Linked DNA regions of Mus musculus: region 2 is linked to region 1. A link is a loop called in an ENCODE intact Hi-C map of the cell type or tissue named here. Cell type or tissue: heart. All regions are shown on one strand. Each heading gives the region's core, and the rest is flanking DNA. Links, peaks and the distances in the headings are about the cores only.

Region 1 (11,650 bases), core at 2,310-10,309:
CCAGTACTTTTTTACACACAGTTTTAAAATTGCTGTGAGACTAAATGACGTACCATGTGTGAAAAGTATGTGCGCAGTGTGTGCCCATTTGGTTGGAACATTGAAAATACAGAATTGGTGTGCATGTACACATGCAGTTTCCCCAAAGTAATTCAGGGCTCTGCTTGTCTTACTGCTGTGCCCTGGCAGAACTTCATCACATACCTGAGTTATTCCAAAACTCTTTTGTGAGTGGAACAAAATGGGCAGGTTACCAGACATCCTTTTGATACAGCTTTAAATTCTAATAAGTAAATAAAAGTTTAAAATTACAGGTTATAAGAGCTACCTTAGTGATATAACTATATCAATATATTGGTCAGATTTGTATGTAGGGAAAATAACTAGATTGACTATTGGGGGCGGGGCTCAATCTCTATGTTATTTTCGGGTGCATGGTCTTTCTCTGATCCTGCAGCTCACAGATTTGGAGAGACTGGAAGCCAGCAGGCCCAGGGATCGTTCTGTCTCCATCCTCCCAGTGCTGTCATTCTCTCAGGCCAGCATTGCTGTGCCTGGCTGTCTGTGAGCCTGGAGGCCCAAGCTCAGAGCCTCGTGGCTGTGCTGCAGCACTTCATGCATGAGGCTGTCTCTCCACCCCAGACTGAGTATTCCTTAAGAACCCATTTGGTGTTTACATAAAACAAACCCCAGGATTATACTGAAAAGGGCTAAGATGTGAAGCTTAAACGGTTGCCATGACAGTTTGCTATTGATGCTTCCCACAAATGTGATTGATGGGTCAATTCTTGTTACCCACTTTCTCGGGCTTCTGATGCATACCAGGAGAAATATCCATGGTCTCAAGAATTACAAACACAGAATAGAAAATAAGCTGTCTGTTGATTTTAAGAATATTGAGTACAATAACTACATTATAAATTGTTCTATTCAACTTCCAAATATGGAAGCCTTAATTTTTATTTTAAGAGCAGGTGGGGTGGGAAGGGCAATGGAGGGAAATGTAGCTTTTAAAACATGTATGTATACACAGACACTCAATCGCCACACAATACACACGAGGCACACACATATATGTGCACATATACACACAACTTGTATGTATGACTATATCTAATGTCTTATAAAACAAGATTAGTTTTTGGCAAGTTAAATCTTTTGTGCAAAATGTCAGCCCACATAATTTTGAACAGAGGGTATGAGTATCATTTGATAGAAAAAAAACGTGTCTAGATTTTTTTTTTAACTTAGAGATCAATCATCAGTATCAAGATTCTGCTAACATTCGTGTTGGAAGTATGGAGACAATAACTAATGCTTTCACCTCACGTTAAGTGGCTGATATGCAACTATTACTGTACCTGTTCCTAAAGACCTGAGGCAAACTGAGATTCTGTTGCAAATCTCTCGAGTTACTTTCATATGACTATCTTTTTTATTTGATCTGGTAAAACAAATATGGATTTGTGTTGGTGTGTATGTGTGTGTATCTAAAATTTCTGTTTTTACCAGGGGCCAAATGGCTACTTCATTTGTTTCTAAAATAAAATTGATGCAAGGCCTATTAACTGGTCCCGACAAAATGATATTGGTTGATGGTCTCGCTTCTCAGTAGAGATCGAGGCCCAGTTAAAAGGCAGGGTGCTGGTGGAACCAGCAGAAACTGTCACAATGTGGGAAAAGAATAAGATTGTAGAGTGTATGTGTTTATAATAGGAAATGGCTAAAGAAAGATTTCAGCAATTTGTTGAGGTCTAAAATATCTACCAAAAGTGTTGGTCAGCTAACATTGAGCATTCGCCGTCTGTCCTTAATGATCTGTGTGATGCAGGTTAGCAGACAGGTTTTCTTCATTTCAGGAACAGCGCCTACCGTCACACTACACATGTGCATAGGAAAGGCCTGTACTAAGAAGTATGTTAAGCAGTGTACAGAAAATTACTCTAACAAAGAGAAGAACTTTAGTGAACTGAGATGAATTTTTCAGGTGGAAGACAGAGTGTTATAAACCCGTCATCCCTTATCAGATTAGCTGAATCCTCAAATGCTGTTTTAATGAAAATGCCAATGGATCTTGATGCAGTGTTCTAGGTTTTTCTGGAAGGATAAGTGGCCACAGTGTGCCCACATCCAAATGTCTGTAGTCAGAGAACTCATGTCTTACATAAGTTGTGAAGGTGCTACTCAGCCTTGGGCTGAGCTGGCTCCCAGGGCCGCGTTGCTTACCTGGGAGTACTGTAATCGTCTCCTAACACTTCTAGAACATTCACTGAGTATTTTACCCAAGCTTTCTGTGTTCATTCCAGGGCACTATGGCCACGGCTGCCTTACCAGAGAGTGGGTCTTCCCTTGCCCTGCGAGCCCTGGGCTGGGGTTCTCTTTATGCCTGGTGTGGAGTTGGTGTGATCAGCTTTGCAGTGTGGAAAGCCTTAGGAGTTCACAGCGTAAGTACCTCGCCTTGTGAGAGCTGCCTGTCGACTCTGTGTTGTCTAAAGTTCTTGGTTTTCAAATTTGCATATATTTTGGTCCCTGTCTTCTGAAATAATGATCCAGAATATGACTAAATTCTTCCCAATATGTAGGCAGCTTGTTACCAGTAACTTGTTTTTCAAATATAATTAATGACTGATTCAGAGTTGATGCCTTTTCTGTATACATTGGTTAATTTAATAAAGTCAGTGATTGGGAACTACTTTGTATATTGCTTGACATCCGTATATATAATAAAACATTTTAATTAATTACTCAAATTATTAATGTGTTAGATACACGTTTCAGAGAAAAGTTCTAAGCACCCATGCATGTGTGTGTGCGTGTGTGTCTGTAAAATGGATACCTTGAACTAAAAATTACGCACTACGAATGACTGGTTTCTTTGTCTTAAATAATCAGTGAGCAGCCCTGTGGACCAGGCTATCCAGGCAGTTGGTAGTATTGGGGACACAGATAAACAGCTTTCTCATATCCCAGTCAGCATTGGGTGGGAGGGTGGGGTGTAAGTCCTGGATGTCTCCAGGCACTGTGTCGAGCACCGAGAAAGTGGATGGGGACAGCGTGAGGGGAGCAGGTGTTGGGTAAATCGGGCTCAGTGTGTGACTTGTGAGCTTGCGCTATCTGATAGGCACGTTGTCCTAGGCACTGTTTGATTGCCGAGAGGAGACACGGTGACCCTGACTAAGGCACTTCTTACAAAGGAAAGTTCTCGTTGTATTCTTCGCTCACGGCACTGGAAGACATGGTGCGCCTGCGCTCACCTCCAGCTTTCCTGCACCGACACTGTTGCCTGTTCACCTTCCTCACAATGGACTGGGGACTCCCTAGAAAAGTCAGAAAACCTGTCACTGGAGGGTTGTCGGTGATTGTTGGTATTTGTTCCATTTCTCCCACTTGAGGCATTATACCAGCCATTTAGACATAGCTAGTTAGAAGATGTAATATTGGGAGCTGGTGAGGGTGGGTCACTTGCCTAATACAGCATACCTTCCTGCCAGCAGACTTGAGCTTGGAACTCAGCTCTGAATGTTTAGGGCCTAGGTTTTCTAACTTTACCTTCCTTCACTAGCTAAAATGGGAAATAAAGTAGGGGCAAGGGGAAGGGAGTGTTGGATGTGATTGATCTGATCCATTTGGTTCTCGCTAGCTCACCAAGCTTTCCTAGATGGATGTCAGTGTCTTACAGTGCTGGCCTTTCTCTCCTCATAGAAGAGGAGACTTCTTAAGCCATCCCCTGAAGCAGAAAAGGCTTAGGACATAGGTACAAGTGAACAAACGATTTACAGCTGTGTAGAACAAGAGAGTGGCTGTCTGAGAAGCTGGGAGAGAGTGTTGACAGAAGTACGTGGGCAAATGATTTTCTTTCCTAGAAACATCACGATATGTCAATATTGCTTTTTAAAGACTGCACAGGATGCTTATGCTCATACCACCCAGACGTACCATCCATGTGTATGATGTCATTTTTATTCATTTGTACCCAAAATAAAGCACAGCTGCCTGGGAGCTCCGGAGACCACCCTGGCTGGCTGAGGTCTGTTTGGGGACACCTCTGCTCCTGTGGAAATGCTAGCCGATGGTGCTGGCTGACAGCCTGTTATCTTCCCAGTGCTTAGTGCTGTGAGTGGGTCGTCAGCAGGGTGAGCGTTGAGGTGGAGAGCGCAGGTACTCTGATGTGCAGAGTCATCACAGGCAAGGCCCCGTGGCTGAAGACACCACCTGCATAGCTCAGTGAACACGGAGAAGCCCATCTGACTCCTGCTTAGAGCCATCCCTAAGCTCCAGTATCTTTGGTACAGGAAAGTGCTCTGTACGCTACCAAAGGAGAAGCACAAACACCCAGGCAGCAGCCACACTTGGATCCTTAGTGCTGGTCTGCTATGACAGTGCAAGGATGACACGAAGCTTGAAGCTTGTGCGAGTCACAACCAATACCTGATGTGACCTAAGGCCCACTCCGTGAGATGGAACCCATGGCTATCACTGCTTGAGTACCAAGAGCCTCAGACTAGATAGCCCAGGGGCCTAGAGTAGAACCAAATACTGTTCTAAGATAAAACAGAGGTAGCAATAAAATGGCATTGAGCTACACTCGAAGCTTAGTGCCTTGGTCAGCCATCGCCGGAGAGGCTCAACCTGCATCAGATGGGACCAGATAAGGAGACCCACAGTTACTCTGCAGAGAGTGAGAGATTGCAGAACGCTTACGATAAATCGGACATCTCCATCAAATCCCCTCAGGGGGATGGCTCAAGGAACCAAGTGGATGAGGAGGCAGAAAGAGGGTAAGAGCCAGAGGGATGGAGGACACCAAGAGAACAATGCTCTCTAAGCCTAAGCCAACGCTATGGACACAGAGACTGAGGCAGCAAGCGAAGGGCCTGCACGGACCTGCACCGGATTGGGCCCTAGAACTGAAAGGAGACGTGAACACACCCCCATCCCTAGCCCGAAACTGTATCCAGTGTTTCCTCCAAGGGAGGCTCATGGGGAAACAAACTACTCTTAGGGGTAGGCCGTATGCCCAGCACTAGATGGCTAGCAGAAAATGATCTCCACAGCATCTTTGGAGGTCCCTTCTCTCACAGTGTCATGTCAGGACTGTTCCATGTTAGCATTTTATGGGTTTTTTTTTAATCTTTTTATCCTACCAGTACTGTGTGTGTGTGTGCGTGTGTGTGTGTGTGTTATGGCTTCCAGTTTAGTGTTTTTATGGGGTCCCTGAGTGTACAATTGAGTGGGTCTCTCTCCTTTTTTTAGGCTCTTTTCCTCCTGTTTGTTTTGCCCGATATTGATGTGATAGTTCTGTTTTATCTTATCATATTTTACTCCTATCCCTTAGAGTCCTGTTTGTGTTCCAGTGAGAGTCATGGGGGCTCCCAGATCTGCCTCTGCAGAGACGAGGCTCCCTTAGCAAAGGTCACGACCCTGCTCCAGGCTCCTAGACAGAAGGAGGTGGATCTGCATGAGTGGGGAAGTGGGAGGGAACCGCGTGTTCCCATGTGAGGGCAGGTCTATTTTCAATAAAAGGGAATAAAATCAATAAAATAAAAGAGTCATCATAAGAAATCAATCTAAATTTTCATAGACCAACAAAAGTAGGTTATCATACTCCCGAGGATTTGGCTTTATGGGCCAGACTGCTATTTTAGTTTCTAGAACATGAACGACTTTGTTTTATGACACCAATAAGGGGATTCTTACCTAGGTAAAATATTTGAGAGAGAAGAAAATGTTTTCTAGTTAGCGTTACTGACTCTGTGGACTCTGACACTGCACCTTAATGTCCTACTAGGAAGAGGACGTAGACAAACCCTGTCCCACTTCAGAGGCCGCTAGGCTCATCTGGTCCCTACGCTCTCCAGAGACACCCCTAGAAGGCCAAACCCTCCGACTAAACCCCGTGCCAGGGCATGTCTCTCAGGGTGGGAGTGTTCGAATTCATCAAGTGAGTACTCTAGAACCCCTTTGTGGGGCTACCCCGAGCTGGCTGTGTGCTGACACACCAGGAGAGGGCACAACCCTGCTCCTGGCTCCTAGAACAGTGTTCGGAGGCGTGAACTTGAATCTCTGTGTCTAGCCCAACTTGGGGAAATGTCACTTTTCTACAACTTAAGATGACAGTCTCAGGATGACCCACACCTCTGCAGCATGGAGGTGGATAAAAGCAGGCAGAGCAAAGCTAGCTCCATTGTCTGGTAATTGCTACTGCTACCTTTGAATTGTGCTCTCTGCTGTAAATCCAGTTCCTCTTGCTTGCCATCTAGTGGCTGATTGTGAGCAGCTCGCCTGAAGCGCTTAACATTTCCTGTTTTAATTCACAGCTCCCCCTGCTGGCCCGAGAGGCAACATGTTTAAACTGCTCACAGCAGACTCTCAGTGTCTTAAAGTGGCTTTGCTTTTTACTTTATTACCCACAGTTATTGTGAAATTCCATTGCACAGAGAACACATAGTATACATCCAGTGTAAAAATGCATTTGTATCTTATGTAGTAGTGTAGCATTTAAGCAGAGTTCACAAAAAGGACAGCTGCTAGAAGCTGTTGCATTTGTTGGCCAAAGGCACTGACCTTACCCAAGGTTAAAGGTGAGACCTTTAGAAACAGCTCGAAGTTCAGCACCTATCCACCCCAGTGCCTTGACCGGTACTGAGCCAGCATGGGCAGCTTGATGGGCCATATGACTTCGAGGTTCCTTCTGAATTATGGTTGAGTTGTGGTAGTTTATCGTTTGAATATGATCGAGGCAATATTTCACCGCAGTAGCTTTACTAGCAGGGACGGGGGGGGGGGGGGTAGTTGGGGAAGCCTTTCCTGTAGGTTCCTGGTTCCCTCTTTAAACCAGCTGTGCACGCGATTCCAGGAGACAGGGCATTCAGCCCTGGCAGGTACACACTGGGCCAGTGTGATTAGACTGTTACTAGGACAGGTGGCTTAGCGAATAGCTGAGCGAAATACTATCTTAAGTGGAAACCTCCTGTTTGTGCAGGAAAGCAAATTTCTGTTTAGTTATTGGCATGTTACTCATGTAGTGACATGTTAATTTTGTCACTAGTGCCCTTTATTACTTACTAGTTGGTATTAACTGGTGGTCCAAGGACTTCTGAAGAGGTTTCACTTATTTACAGCTAGACCACCCTATCTCTCTCTCTCTCAGAAGGTGAAACATTAGCTATCCCACTATTTCTTAGTTGCTGTAGTTATAACTAGAAGGGACTGTGGGTGTGCTCAACCAGTGGTGTGGCCCTGTGTTGTGTACTGTTACCTCAGAGGCCTGGAGTCACCACCAGTTAGCATTACTGAGTGAGAATGTTTGGGTGGAATGTTGCGCGCGCTCAACTGGCCAGGAAGAACGACGCTGCTACAGGATCCTTCTGCACACATTTATTCAGTCCTGTTTCTTCTTGTTTATATCTCCCCTGTTTATATCTCCCCCGAACCCTGGGCCTCTCACTCCTTTTATACTCTCTCTCATCCACGCACCGCAGGCCACGCCCCCTCACCAGGCACGCAGCTTCAGCTAATCAGGGCAGCAGGGGCATATCTCCATCAAAATGGATTCACCAGTATCCTGGTACACCTGCGCAGCTCTCAAGATGTTTGTGGTTTATATGAGGAAGTCAGGTGCAAGTCATACGACTTAGCTGCAGTCCCTGGCGCCTTTGGGACTGCCGCCACACCCGCTCCCCACAGTGGAATCTTCTATATTACATCACACGTCTACGGACAGGATTGTCCAGACTCTCCCTTCTAGTCCGGAGGTCGTAGGCTCACCTCACCACCATCGTCTCTGCTCTTGTAAGAGGCGAGGCTTCTCTCGTGCCGTGTATAGAATGTTCATGATGCCTGCTGGAGTGAGAACTCATAATTTACAGCTGTTGCCTTTGTAGGAGCTGGAATGTAATAAAATCCAGGGATGAATATTTCTCTGTGAGAGATTTAATTTTAAATTAGTGGGGAAACGGAGATCTAACGTTATTACGTTTTTTTAACTATTGAAAAAGGAGGGATTTGCCTTTGTATCACCAGTTGGTCAGCTACCTGTTACTGTAACAAAGTATCTCAGGTCATGAATGGCCTCAGGAAAGATTGTTCAGCCTCCAGTTTTGGAAGTCACAGTCTATGACTGAGCAACCCATTGTCTTCTGCTCCTGGGGCAGTGAACGCAAGCAGTGGCTGGCGTCAGGGTGGAGCAGACGGCTCACATCACTAGTTAAGGAACAGAGAGCAAGACTCGCACAGTCCATGTCCCAAAGGATCCTTCTCGGCATCCTCCTGCCCTCCCCACAAGGCCCTCTCCCCAAGTTTCCCACCATTGATTAGCACCACTCTGAGGCCACCTCTGGGGAGCCATCATAATCCAAATTTCAGATGAATGTGTGTGTGTGTTTAAACTAAAATGTGTAGAGCCTGTAATTTTTAAAAGATAATTTATAATTTTTTCTTTAGCTACTCATTATTAAAAAGATGCCTATGGAAAAGTACAGCAGAACTTGCCCTGAGTTCTGATCACTGGTCAGAGCAGGGGCTTTTCTTTCAGGCCTCTTCTCTCTATCTGAGAAGGACATATAGAAGTGCTCCAACTTGGGTGTACTACTCTGGGATGTTTTTTCACTGAACAGTCGTGGGGCCAACTTTCCACAGCAGAGTGCATAAATCTTCATCACTTTTAATGACTCCGTGGGACTCCATTACATATTATAATCTACTTAATTAGCCCTGCCATTGGGACCAACTTTTCACTATTAAATATTATAATGAACCTGTCAGGCATACATCTTATTGCACTTTTCTTGATTAAGAAAACTGTCATGGGACCCTGTTATAGCTGTCTCGTATGAGGCTATGCCAGTGCCTGGCAAATACAGAAGTGGATGCTCACAGTCAGCTATTGGATGGAACACAGGGCCTCCAATGGAGAAGCTAGAGAAAGTACCCAAGGAGCTGAAGGGGTCTGCAACCTATAGGTGGAACAACAATATGAACTAACCAGTACCCCAGAACTCGTGTCTCTAGCTGCATATGTAGCAGAAGATGGCCTAGTTGGCCATCATTGGGAAGAGAGGCCTCTTGGTATTGCAAACTTTATATGCCCCAGTACAGGGGAATGCCAGGGCCAAGAAGTGGGAGTGGGTGGGTAGGGGAGGAGGGTGGAGGGAGGGTATAGGGAACGTTTGGGATAGCATTTGAAATGTATATAAAGAAAATATCTAATAAAAAATAAATAAAATAAAAAGAAAGAAAACTGTCATAGAGATGGAAGATGTTAATGTTGAAGCAAGGGCATTTTAAGATGTTTCTTTGATATGTGTTGCCAGGGAGCTGTGTAGAAAAGTTGAGAAGATAAAGACACACACAGTTCCCTGGCCACTGGGGGCTTCTGTTTCTCTGTAGTGTTTGCCAGTCTGCTAGATGTTAAACTGGATGTCTCTGGCTGTGAAGGTTTACCTGGAGATAGTTGTATCTAATATCTTGTGACATTCCCCAGATCTGTCCTGTTTCCTTTTCTGATGGTGGTTGTTACTCTCCCTCCCCAGAGCCCAGCACTCTTCTCTTTAAAAATCAAAGTTAGGTGTGTGAATGCAGCCTATTTTAACTGTGTTCAGAAGGGGCATTTGACTCTATCCTGAGAGACTCTGAGAACTGGTGTTTCTCTGCTAGGATAGAGAGGATGTACTCTGTTACAGGGTTGATTGGCCCAGCCTAGCCAGCTGGCACACACCTGTTAGTGCAATATTGAGAGGCAGGGGCAGAAGGATGGGGAGTTTAAGGTCAGCCTGGGCTATGTAGGTTTCAGCAGCATGGGCTATAGAGCAAGACAGTCTCAAAAACCAAACAAACAACCAAAAAGTATTTTCTGCAGTTATTTTTTATAACTTCTTCTACGTAGGGGTGTGTGTGTGTCTGTCTGTCTGTCTATCTGTCTGTGTATCTATGTATGTTTACACATACATATATAATTGATTTATTTTTATTTACTTATTTTTGAGACATACTTTTTATGTTAGCATGTTAGGTTACTTCTAACCCTGATAGCCACTGTGAGGGCCTTTACTAAATATAGAGAGTACTCTTTGCTAATTTTAATTTTCATCAATATTTACGAGTGTGTCTTATTAGAACATGGGTCCATCTCACAGTGTCTCTTATTAGAACATGGGGTCTCCATCTCACAGTGCCTCTTATTAGAACATGGGTCCATCTCACAGTATCTCTTAGAGTACATTTATCCCTACTTTATTTCATTTATGCATCTAAATGAAACAGCTGACCCATATTTAAGTAAAACTGTGGAAAGGGTTGCACGTTTTAACTTTGAAGGTGTCAAGGAAGGGAAGTAGGCTTTTAAGTGCTGCTTGTCCCAGTGGTTCAGCTAAAGGTTAAAAGCAAGGCTGAGTTTCCTAGCAGATGTTTAATGGCAGCCATTCTGGAGTAGCCTAATCTAATGCCCTGCCCCCAGGAAAGAGCCAGTTTCCTGTTCTGATTACCACTCTGCTCCCTCCCTCCTCCTGACAGTGTTTGCTGGGACTCAGAACAGAGTCGTCATGGCCTGGCAGCCTTTCTCTGTCAGCCTAGCCCACTGAGGAATATTTTCCTGGAATCATTTAAAAATGAATTGGAAATAGCACGGTGCATCAGCTAGTCAGCTCAAGTCTGAGGTGACAAGAACATCTCTGTCACCCTTATTTCCTATTCCACTGCGGCGGCACTAATGGCCTACCTTGCATTTGATGAGAGAGGGCCTGGATCCTGTGGTCCTGTTCAGTGTGAAGTGGGAGATAATGACCTGAATACTGTTTTTTCAACCTGGGGAGGGGAGAGTCAGTTCTTTGGGCACATTTCCAAACTACTTCTTTTTAAAAACCCACCAATTTCCTTTTATAACTGAAATTTGTTCTCAAAGTATTTTATAAAGTGGCAGTGTGCATCAGTTGAGGGGAGAGATGAGTGATAGCCTAAGAGCCTCGGTGTTCAGAGGCCCCACACAGCCAGGCTTTGTCACCTCGATGTCCCACATGCGCTGACTTCACCTGTCACTGAGCTAACGGCTCACATGAGCAGAAAGAGTTGACACCGCTGCCTCCCCTTAAGTGGCATTTTCAAAGCCACCTCTTATTGATTAGTCTCTAACAAATGGGTAACATTCCAGAGCATTACATATGTTGATAGATTTCTATATAATTATCATCAGTTGAACACAGAAAATGAAGTGTTCTCTGAAATTGAGTTTTCCCAACTAGAAGGCTTCCAGAATCTGTAAGAAACTGTGTGTGGGTGTGTGTGGGTGTCTAGAAGTCAGTGTTAGGCAACTCCCTTCATCTTTCTTCATCTTACTTTTTGAGTCAGGGTCTCCCATTCAGCCTTGCTGATTTGGCTGACTGTGGCCAGCGAGCCCCAGATCTCCTCCCAGGCCTGGGCTGCAGGGCCTCCTACCTCCCCAGCCTTTAAGTGGGCGCTGGGATCAGCTTAGGTCCATGCTCACGTATTTGTGTGTGTGCTATTCCTGCTGACATCGCACGCATCTGTGATCCCAGAACTTGGGAGAAGGCCAGCCTGAGCTACAGAAGGAAACCCTGTTTCAGAAATAAACTCTTCATGGCCTGCATTTGCTTTCATGCTGAGAATTGGGCTGGGTGTGACTTGGCCTCTTGTGATA
Region 2 (11,650 bases), core at 1,102-9,101, 320 kb before region 1:
GACCCTAATTCATATCCTGACACCTGCCAAATGAGCTCCAGCCCGAAGCCACGGCTGGGAGGCAGCTGGTTCAAGGCCCCAAGAGGATGCTGGGTAGGCTCGGCTCTGAATGGAACAGGTGCTAAGGCTGTATGGGCGAGTTCTTAGAAGCCCTTGAAAAGTTTCATTCTGACTTATTCCTGGAGATGCCACCAAGCCCTGTACCCCGGACACCCACTACAACCTGAATACATTCATTTCTTGCTTTTAGTCTAGAGAAGGTCCACCAGGCCTAGGGTGTGAAGCCTGCTAAGGTTTACCCACTCAGGGCTTGGCATCACATGGCTTGCACAATGGAGTTTGTAACTTGTTTTGCACTTTCATGCACACCTTATGTCAGTGTCCCTGGCTGACACAGGCAAGGACGTAACAGACTTGGTGGTATGGGTAGTTCTGAGAGGCACTCTGCTGCCTGGGGGTGGGTGGGATATAACATTGTTCTCCCAGGCTGAACAATCACATCCAGAGCTGGAATGAACATTTTTCAAGTGGGCACAGCGTGGTACTGTGCTGACTGCCCGTGGCACAGAGTGGCATGTCAGCCTGTCTGCTCAGAAGCAGGCATTCAGCCATCATCACCCTTCTCAGATCTGGACCAGGGTGCTCTGGCTAAATCCAATTTCCCAGTGCTCGGTAGGAGAATGGGAAGCAGATGGACTTTACCCCCTCTCGGCCCCTATGTGTGCTAATGGCCCAAACCTTAATAGCACGGTAAAATATTTATCTTATTTTTTTCTAGCTAGCAGCCAATCGATTGCTAACTCTCTCGAAGCATTTAGAATGCCAAGGTCCACTCAGCCACACTAGATGGACCCAGTTAATGGGAAATGCAAGCCACTTACCTCTCTGGATGGTGCCCCTCACCCTCACCGCTGAAGTAGGGCCCTAAGAGCCCAGTTGCTTATTCCCAAACAGGAAGAAAGGTCTGTGACATTCTGTGGGCTTTAAACTTTCAATTATTTTAGCCACTTGTCGTATTCAAGTTCCACACCACCTGTCCCTGAACCGTCTTGATTCATTTTTACCAAGGTCCCCAAACCCCTATTTGAAAAATGGCACCACATATGTATGGAGGATGGGTCTAGAACAGGGTGAGTGATAATAAGTATATTTGTCCCTCAGTGTCCTTAGGGGATTGGTTCCAGAGTCCCATGGAAGCTCCCATCTATGGAAGCTCAGGTCTATTAGTAAAACTGAACAATGTTTGCATATAGAACACACAAACCTCCTTCTGTGGGCATTGTCTCATCTCTAGGAGATTTATATCTAACACAATGCAGTGCAATTGAATAACATGGAAAGACAGACACACAACTCAGTGTAGATACCCTCCCCTCAAATATTTTCATGGTTGGTTGAATCCACAGTTGAAAGGGAAGATGGAGGGGCAACTGTATTCAGTGACTTATGGTTGCTTCTTGGAATTTTTTAAATGGGGCTGTTGGTATCAGGAAATTGGCAACTACTATATTAGGAGTATCGGGAATGAAAGGACTCTATAAAGACTAGCTCCCCCACCCTACCCCAAGGTATCTATAAAGACTAGCTCCCCCACCCTACCCCAAGGTATCTATAAAGACTAGCTCCCCTACCCCACCCCAAGGGTAGAAACTGGGAAAAGACCAGACCACCCTTGGGTCCAGGGTAAGGAGCAGGTGGGGGCCCGGATGTGGTTGACAAGGTGTAGGGGGAACTCTGTGGACATCTACTCATAGGTGGAGCATCTGACAGTGTGTGGTTGTGTAAGAACAGTTCTGTCTTAAATTACAAATAATTAGGTCTAGAAAACTTAAAAAAAATGGCTACATACAATTCACCTTCTCCAACTTCTACACTGCCACAGGGCATAACAGTGAAGGTGCCTCAGAGATGTCACAAGGAAGACATAAGCAGCCACTTTTCAGCATGACAATTGTCTGACTTGAATGGAATTGGTTTTAGCCCCAGTAACATTGTGTCTACTGTATTAATGAGACCTGCACCTGGTGCCGAGTCACAGAGTGCTCTGTGGATTTGCCATTGGATATGGGGCTGGGAATGAAGGCTGCAGAGCGCTGGTGAGTTTCCTGCAGCTCCTCCCGGATAGTCTGGCTCCCTAAAATGCCAGGTGACAGATGGAGTGAAGCCGCCATCTTGTTTTTGTCTCCAGTTGTGATCTATGTGACCTCAGCTCCAGGGTGGGGCTGCTGTTGCCTCATGAGGAGCATGAGGTATGCCTATGAGGTCTGTAGCGCCCCAACATCACATGGAACCGAGAAGACAGCCAGACAACATCCCGTCTCCTGGGTACCCCTCCCTCCACTTACTACACATAATTGCTGTGTGAGTGGCTCTTAGTTCATAGCAACCCCCCTTAAGCCTGTATTAAAAACAGATCAGGAAGGTGGGTGCTAAGGGCTGAGGACTGTTAGCAAGCTCAGCTCCCATCTAAGAAGCCGAACCATAACCCACAACATGAAGATTTCAACTTTGGCTGTTTTGAATTATTCCTTACCAGAGATAATGTGAACAAGTAAGTAACTACATGCAAGCTGTTGACAACTGTATACAGATCAAGAAAATAACAGAGGAGTCATTTTATTGGCTGTCCATAGGAAGGTCATTGTCACACAGGAGGCGAGGACTGCCCCATGGTGGCACAATATGACATCCATCTGAGCATTGACAGAGGGTTAAAATGTCTGTCCAGGGCAGGATAGACCCCAGGTGCCGTCTGCAACAGGGGATGCCCCCAGTAACCCTCTTCATCAGGAAACGCCCATCCTCATACAGCTAAGTCCAGTAAGTCGCGAAGGATGGCATTACCCACCGGGTTCGGTCTGTCACATTGGAAAGTATCACAAGATTAAAAAGAAGGAAAACAGAGAGACATCTTTTCTTCTGGAATACCACTGCTGTAACACAGACTATAGTGTGGCATGCAATCCCATGTCTGGCCGGCTTTTCCCTTTGGAACTTTTGTTTCGTTTTGTTTTAATGAACAAATGGAACGGCGGGTGGATTTCAATTAGTAGCTGTAACATTAGGTCCAATTTCAGTCTGGCCACCAGTGTCGAAAATTTTCCTCGTGTCTGTCCCAAAAGCAGCCGACAGAGGGCGCTGCACGCTGCATCCACGCTGCCTCTTTCAATTCCAGGCTCCTCCCATTGAGGGAGTCTCCTCTTCCCGGTCCACTCTGCAGATTCCAAACAAAACGTCCTCTTGGCTATGTCCAGTAATTTGTTTTTGTTTGTCACCTGTGGTCCCCAGGGCTGGCCATGCAGGTCACACGGAGCTGAGCTTTACCAAGCCCCTCACGGAGTCTTCGTGCAGGGAGTCCTGGCTGGCCAGACCCAACATGTGCATGGTACGGCTATGTGCTAGAGGGCTGCCTGCCCCCAGCATCCTTGGCGGTGAGGGTGCCTCATCTGGGGTCAGAAACTGATGGCCCCCATGCTCATCCTTCAGGGGCATAATGTCTGAGAGTGTGGCCTCCGTGGCAAGGTTGGGCATGGAGGAGGGTGGTGTGGGCTGGCCCAGCGTCAGGCTAGCACATGGGGTGCCCAGGCCGGGTTTCCCAGGCATATGCAGCTCTTCGCTGGTGAGGCTGGGCTCGCTCTGAAGCAGGGGCGTGGCTGCGGCCTGCAAAACGAATTTGGTGCTCTGAATGCACTGGTCTTGGTCGCACTGGAGAACAGCAGCAGGAGCCAGCAAAGAAAAGGTGGAAAGGAGATGAAAAAGGAGAGGGTGGGACGGGGGAGGGGGTAGGTGAGGGAGAAGAGAAACCATTAGTATCTTGTCAGTAAGGCAGAGGCAAGGAGCAGACATTAGGAGAGACCCTAGCACATGACACATACACACTTGTGTGGCAGAATAAAGTACTCTAGTGAGCAGGTACCTCTGTGGGCCTCCAGGGTGCAATATTAGCTACATTATAGCCTCTATGCCCTTGATTCCAAACTTAAAGGATGTCATTTATAGGCAATCCCAGAAAAGGGTCACAGGATTTCCCACCCACAGCAATAGAGACCACAGCTTCTTGTAGTTTGAGAACTTTAGTTTCTGTGTATGTGTTTGTTTGTGAAGTGCAAGCAAGTATGTATGCATGTGTACATGTAGTGTGTATGTGTGTGTCCACGTGCGCGCACGCACTTACATGTATGGAGGATCAAGTGCATGAAGCTGTTTGTTTGTTTGTTTAAGCAAACCAACCACTACCACACATGATGTGCAAATATTGGTAAATATTGGCTTTCCTTGGCTTAGTGGTCCCTGAGTTTTAAGTCACTACCAAACTACATACTAATAGCCCTGTTATTGCTAATAGGCACAACCAGAGGTGCCTCTCATCATTGGCGGCCCATGGGAACACATACAAGGCAGCCCTAGTGGGAGTAGAGAGCAACCGTCTGAGGTTGCAGATCTCTATTTCATGCCCCGTTGTGTGTGCACCCTTCCCAGAGCATGCCTTTTGTAAGTTCCCCGCCCTGTCCATGAGCCTAGAAGAGAAGGCTGAGGCCCCAAGGAGTTAGTAGTTTATTAGAAGTTTAAAGTCTTTGACTCCAGGCTGGAGCCAGACTTAAAGGGAAGCCCAGCAGAGGATGACAGCCTTGGGGATGGGGAATCGGGTCTCACCCAGCCAACGGAATGTCAAAGAAATGTGGAGATGGAGGGGAGGGCTGGGGGGAGCAAGGAGGAGGGGACTGAATGAGGAGATGCTATTCAAAGGGATGAGAAGACTGGGAAAAGCAGCTGGAACGGCTGTTGGTTAAACTCCATGAGCCACTAACGTATACATTGTCCAGTCTCCCCAATCATTCCTGCCCCACACCAGAGCTATCAGAGCATTAGAGAAGCACTCTAATCTTCCAGGGCAGCAGGCAGGGTTATGCCCAGGCACCACTGTCTGCTTTGCATAGCACATGAGCTTGGCCCTGATGGGGCAGCCTCATTGATTAAACATATGCTTCCAGGATATCAGGCTCAGAGAGATACGTTGTAAGACTGCTCTGTGACAATCACCATTTAAGATTCCTGCTGGCAGAGACATGCTGGCTCCTCAAATACCCCAGCTTATGAAAGCTAGGCACAGTGCCACAGGTACCCTGCCAATGAACCTGGGCCACAAGGCAGGCCAGAAGGCTCCAGCTGGGAAAGCAGTGGCCTTTTCTGGATGACAGATTCTTGCTGTCATCAGGTACAGTCAGGACTCTTGCTCATGTGCACACCATCCGCCATCACTAAGGAAGGAAGAGAGTGCTTGTCTCTGTTGACTGAAGTAAATCCTTCACATTGGAAACTAACTGGCGAATTCTATCTGAGGGACCAGCCCACGTCTTCTGACTGGTTCTTACAGACTCCCAGGAAAAAGAAGTGCTGGGATCGCATGTGCAGCCACAATACCCTGTCACTCAGTGTTCTGAATCCCCCCATCGCTGGCCCATTCTCGCCCCCAGTCATTTCCCCATCTGAGCCAGGCAGCAGAGCTTATGAGTACCCAATAGAGCCTTCTTAAACAATGTGGTTGCCAGTGCAGGCGTTGGTGTGGCTTCTGAGATGTGTAGTAACAAACACCACTTTGCTGACTTAAACAGCTATCCCAGGTCTGGGCTGGGGGTGGGGGTGGGGAACCATGAACCCAGGGGCACCATGAAGTGCCAGGTCTCTTGTTGGCACTGTTCCCTTCCAAGGTCTCGCTCTTTGCAGCTGAGTGTTTCCCCTCCCAGAAGCCCTCTGCAGCAGTGCAGCCCCCACACCCGTGTCCCCTCCTGCAGTTCACCCTTTGGTGGCTTCCCATGCAGACTCATGGCTTGCTAAAAGCAAGCACAGCGCTGTTGTCACTGGCTGGAACTCTGTTGAAAATGCTTTATAGATTTTATAGATTTCTGTGGTGACACTGGGTGCCATCTGGACTGTGGAAAGGCTCAGCTGGTGAATGTTTGTTGTACAAACACTAGGACCTGAGTATGGTTCCCCAAACTCATGCTAAAAAAAAATAATAATAAAGCCAGGCATAGCAGCAGATATCTGCAAACCCAAAGCTGGGAAGGCATACACAGATGGACCCTAGGGCTCATTGGCCAGCCAGCCCAGGCGACGTTTTGAGTTCCAGGCCCGTGAGAGACTCTCAGAAAACAAGATAGACAGCGCTGGCCGAACAGCACCCAACATTGACCTCTGATCTCCTCACTTCTGCTCCAACCTACCTTACACTCACACCTGCATATACATGGGTATGTACACACACACACACACACACACACACACACACATACACACACCTGCATAAAGTCACCCCAAAGTCTTTCCAAGTGTCTATTTCAACACTGACTTCTACGTACATTTGTTTTAACACCTTAATGGCTGGGTAGGCATAGCTGTGGGCGCTCTCTGGTTGTAGGACCTATGTGTAAACGCCTCATGACCCCCCCTCTGCCGTTCTTAGGTTTCTGAGGTTCTGACGAGCACAGTTCAGAAACTGTGAACCTAAGGGCTGAGAAATCCTGCAGCCTTGGAAAGCCACCTGACTCATGCAAATGGACTTCTGGGAGGTATTGCCCATATCTCTTCTAATGATCGGAACTGGGGCAGGGTGGGGTCTCATCAGTTTCAAACTACAGGCTCTGTACACTGGAATTTATCATTCCATACTGTAAGTATATAAATAGTGTCTGCAGTAAACATCTCCTTAGAACAATGGAATCAAATGAATCAGGATTATGCAGGGCTATAATTGTACTTTACACACACACACACACACACACACACTGCACACACACCACACATACACACTTTTTCAGGTCAGAATTTTTAAATATTTGTCATACTGTTCAAATTTTAAGGGTGATGACTGGGGGAACTCTCATGGTCATGGATCCTCTGTGAGAACATCATGGTTTGGAAAGCAGCCCGTGTTCTCAGGAGATGCCCAATACAAATATCCTCACCCCCTCTTGCTTGTTTGACCTTTGCTTCTAATTTCTAGTTCCTCTTGTTGATTAAAAAAAGGATTTAAAAGTTACATTTATTTATCTGTGGTGAATGTGCATGTGTGTGCACATGCCTGTGTGCGCATGTGTGCATGTGTGTGCACATGTGCACGTGTGCGCGCGTGTGCATGTGTGTGCGTGTGTGCATGTGTGTGCGCGTGTGCATGTGTGTGCGTGTGCATGTATGTGCGCGTGTGCATGTGTGTGCGTGTGTGCATGTGTGTGCACGTGTGCATGTGTGTGCGTGTGCATGTGTGTGCGCGTGTGCATGTGTGTGCGTGTGTGCATGTGTGTGCGCGTGTGCACATGCATGTGGAAGTTAAAAGGATAATGTTAGGAAGTCAGTGCTCCCTTTCCACCCTGTGGATTCTCAGGCTTAAACTCGAGGTTGTCGGGCTTGGCTGCAAGTGTTTTTAACCCGTAAGCCACCTCTAAGCCCCCATTCTTAAAGCTGTTTCTATTTAACTTTCTTTCTGTCTGTTACTGCACACCCTATGTGCTCTCCCTCCACATTTCTCTTCGATACATTCCTTTCCTACTTGCATTCTGGTTGTTTTCTCTTTTTCTTCTCATCTTCCACTCTCCTCTTTCTCACCTGTCACTCTGCTTTTCGCTTTAGGTTGTTTTTTTTTTTTTTTTTTTTTTTTTTAATCGGACTTTTAACCTTCCACCAGTAGAGGGCGCTATCACCACTTTCCTCTTTCTCTGAATTTGGTGGCCCTGTTTCTAAAGTGTACTTGAATTTATCTCCCTTGTTATGTAATCTTAAGAGGAAAAGGCTAAGCCCCTATTTATGATGGTGATAGTTCATATAGATGAATAATACCACATGGAAGAAACCAACATTTTCATTTTCAAAACAATCCTTTTAAAGGATCCACAATAATTGAACACTGATTCTATCTATAAAATTGGTTTTTGTTGTTTTTGTTTTTTGTTTATTTTTGTTTTAGATTAAAAATTCATCAGATATTGAATGAGGCCAGAGTAGAAGCTGGCTCTGTATGCGTGTCTACCCGCAGACTTTTGTAGCTTGAGCGCTGGGGCTTTTGCTCTGAGTCATAGCCCTTGTTTAAATGATAAAGAAATGTATGGTTTCAGATGTTGCAATGCCACACAGTAGGTGAGTATTTAGTGCTTCAGTCTGAAACCACGGAGGGCCATGGAGTTGGCTCAGTGGGTGAAGGTGTTTGCTTGCGGTCAAGCCTGAAGACCTGAGTTCCCTCTAGTCTCACGTGATAGAAGGAGCGAGCTGACTCCTGGAGATAACCTTGGATTTCCACGCATGCACCATCGAATGCATGAGTACACACACACACACACACACACACACACACACACCCTATAAGTAAATATAAAAAGCCATAAAAACTTCAAAACATCAAAGAGACCATTTACTTTCACTTTCTGTAGATTTGGGGGTAAAACTTGAGACACGTTCTATTCTGGCTGATGGCTTGTCTGAAAGTGCAGTTTTGAAATGCTATGAATTTTCTATGCGGTCTATAGACATGTTTACAATGGCTTAGATTTCTCATGGCTTTTGCTCTAATTCTGTCAAAAGGACTCAAGCTGGGCGGGGCTTATTTCTGCTCAGCTGTAAAGCTCTGTCTCTGGCCTTATGACCACTTATGGGCATGAACTGATAGACAGAAGACTACCCCACCTTCCAGAGTCCGCCTAGAATGCAGATTTAGGTTAAGAGGATGATCTGGCCTTCTCAGGTCTATGAGGAGACCTCGTTTAACAGTGGAACTGTTGCCTCCGCCTTGCTTGATATCAGATTAAAGGCACTGTTAGTTCCCATTCCTCTGACAAAAATCCCTGAGCGAATCAATTTAAAAAGAGGAAAGATTTATTGGGGTTCACAGCTTCAACCCATGGTCACTTGGCTCTGTGGCTTTGGGACTGCAGAGACACAGTGTGTTATGGGCTGGGGGCAGGGGAAGACAGCAGACAGAGACGACCTATTTACTTCATGACAGGCAACATGCAAACAGAGAAGGGGGCCGGGTGCCCAAGATCCCTGTCCAAGGCATACTCTCAATAATTGTTCTTCAATTAAGATTTCACCACCTCCCAACAGGTGGGACCCAGGCCTTGGACATTTCAGATCTGAACTCTAAGGGGGAGGATATAAAATATTAAGTAATACTAAGTTATTTCTAAAAATTCCCCAAATATACACTGTGTCATCTTTACCTTTAACAAATGTTCCCAAAAGGGTCTCTGTAGCTACAGCCTTCAAATATAAATATGTATTCTGTTTCTGATGCTACCCGGAGCATCAGTTGTTTGCTGATCCAATATTCACATCCCACTTACAGGAGATGCTAGGTTATTGGTGACTTTCCCCAGGTCTGGAAGTAAACAGACCTCCTGGGTCCTTAGACACCACTCCCCTACAGTCATCCACCCATTGCTTCTAATACAAAGTATCTGAGTGCCCATGTGAGGCTTTCTGATACAGAGTATCTGAGTGCTCACGGAGGCCCACAGTATCTAGTCCCTAAAATACTGCCTGGTTCTCTATGTGCACTTTCCGCACTGCAGAGGAAATGCTATCTTGACCAGGATACCAGTTCTACAATAAACTACAGGAACACATTTGACTTAACAGTCTCCTTTTCTTCCTTGGAGGCTCCTTTAAGGTGATAGGCACTGGAAATGGTTTTGGTCACAGTGACTGTGGTGATTTGAATATGACATGTCCCCCAGAGCCAGGGTATTTGAACACTTGGTTTCGGGCTGGGGGCAATGTTGCGGAACCTTTAGCAAGGGGTGGCTTGCTGGAGGAAGTGCACCCCTGGGGGTGGGCTGTGAGAGTTTGTGGTCTCTCTCTGCTTCTAGTTTGTTCTCTCAGCTTCCTGCTCTGGCTTCCTGCTGCTGTATCTCCCCACAATTATGGACTCTCCCTCTGGAACCACAAGCCCAAATAAACCCTCCCTTCTGTAAGTTGGATTTTGGTCACGGCATTTTATCACAGCAACAGGAAAGTAACCAATACAGAGATCACCTCGTAGGTCAAATTCAGCACTGATTACTGGGAGAGTAGGTAGTGAAAACATGGCTCTGGGCATGTGGGAGAATCTGTTGTCTCCTGTCCTTGACTCATAGAGAAAAGCCTTCTACTCTTGGGAGTAGACAAGAACTGGGTGGGTATATACTTTGAATATGAAAAGGACTAGAATAACTTGGTGACAAGTGTTGTAAGTAGACTATGTCCGATGGTAAATTCTGAGGAAGAGGCTTGCAGGGTGACTTCTAGCATTTGACCACAGCATTGCAGCTCTGCTGAGTGGAAAAAAAAAAGGTCAGGTGTGAGGATGCTGTGCAGGGAGGGACTGTGAGGATGCTAGTGGCTGGATCTGTGAGGTCAGTTGCTGTGCAGGGAGGGACTGTAAGAATGCTAGTGGCTGGATCTGTGAGGTCAGAGCACAGGAGGATGCTGTGCAGGGAGGGACTGTGAGGATGCTAGTGGCTGGATCTGTAAGGTCAGAGCACAGGAGGATGCTGTGCAGGTAGGGACTGTGAGGATGCTAGTGGCTGGATCTGTGAGGTCAGAGCACAGGAGGATGCTGTGCAGGGAGGGACTGTGAGGATGCTAGTGGCTGGATCTGTGAGATCAGGGCACAGGAGAATGCTGTGCAGGGAGGGACTGTGAGGATGCTAGTGGCTGGATCTGTAAGGTCAGAACACAGGAGGATGCTGTGCAGGGAGGTACACAGAGGGTCTTCCGTAACTCTTAGTACCCAGCTGTGATCTCACATCCACAGTGAGGTCAAGAGTTGAACAGGGGACAGGATGAGACAGATGTAGCTGATTTGGTCTTATTGACACCCACCCCCATTCACTATCCTGGCATCCAGAGGAGACCCCAGCAGGGGAACTGTGTCCTAAGGTAAGAGACTTGACCAATGCTAGCAGAGCTGAAAACCAAAGTCTGACCAGATCTTCACAGCAGACATTGTTCTCACGAACCAGAGAAGTCCCACGGACTTCCCACAGTCCTACTCTCACCGACATGATCAGAGCCCAGAGGAATTCACAGTGATTAACCATCAGCTGAACCACTGGCCAAAATGGGGATGACACAAAATGTAAAGTTAGCACTAGACCTTCTGAAACACCACTGTCCAATAAAGTGTCAACAGACACACAAAGACAAGGGGAAATGTGATAGAGTGGAAGGAGAGTTATAGAATCGAGAACAATGATGACCAAGTGATGAACTCAGCAGTGAACAGGAAATGGAAGAAAAGAGCAGCGAACATTGAGAAGGACCAGAACAAATGACCCCGTCTAAAGAACCGAGGGAAATGGCAGAATCGTGTTCAGGCTGGCAGAAACCTATATTATTACTATTAAAATTGAAAATTCTGCATATATGTGTATAATTGGAGGCCCTAGAATAAACAGAACAGGACTGATAAAGAAAACAATTATTAAAGGCATACCCCAAGCAGCGTCATTGTGGGGATCACTCTGGACCAGCTAAATGGTTCACCTGACACGTGCTCATGCAGGTGAGTTCTATGCAGGAAATCTCCACTGTACTAGCCAAAGTGATGCAGAGTGATGGTATGGACTGGGGGAGCATGGAGAGCGTGCGTGAGCATGTAGCGAGTGCATTCACCGACCTG

What was found. A loop is a pair of places that touch in the nucleus more often than their neighbours do. Peaks named below come from ENCODE experiments on the same cell type or tissue, not always from the same donor. Only the 100,000 strongest peaks of a DNase experiment are listed, where the experiment ranks them.
Region 2: a loop joins it to region 1, with 4 times the contacts of the local background. A loop is called at or near these places in 14 of 42 quality-filtered maps.

The regions. Positions count from the first base shown.
Region 1 is chr17:5,424,236-5,435,885 of GRCm38, reverse strand. Tmem242 (transmembrane protein 242) reads left to right here. Exons shown (of 4, transcript NM_027457.4): 3 at 2,307-2,444. Among named protein-coding and RNA genes, the nearest start is that of Tmem242, 10 kb to the left of the region's middle. In heart, for the core only: no CTCF peak of the experiment used is centred there; a DNase peak (open chromatin) is centred at 6,275; H3K27ac peaks cover 90 bases.
Region 2 is chr17:5,744,747-5,756,396 of GRCm38, reverse strand. Zdhhc14 (zinc finger, DHHC domain containing 14) reads right to left here. Exons shown (of 9, transcript NM_146073.3): 9 at 2,506-3,705. The coding sequence ends at 3,304. Among named protein-coding and RNA genes, the nearest start is that of Gm41519, 20 kb to the left of the region's middle. In heart, for the core only: CTCF peaks have their summits at 3,134 (motif pointing right), 7,480 and 7,695 (motif pointing right); a DNase peak (open chromatin) is centred at 3,276; H3K4me3 peaks cover 805 bases; H3K27ac peaks cover 587 bases; H3K27me3 peaks cover 1,060 bases.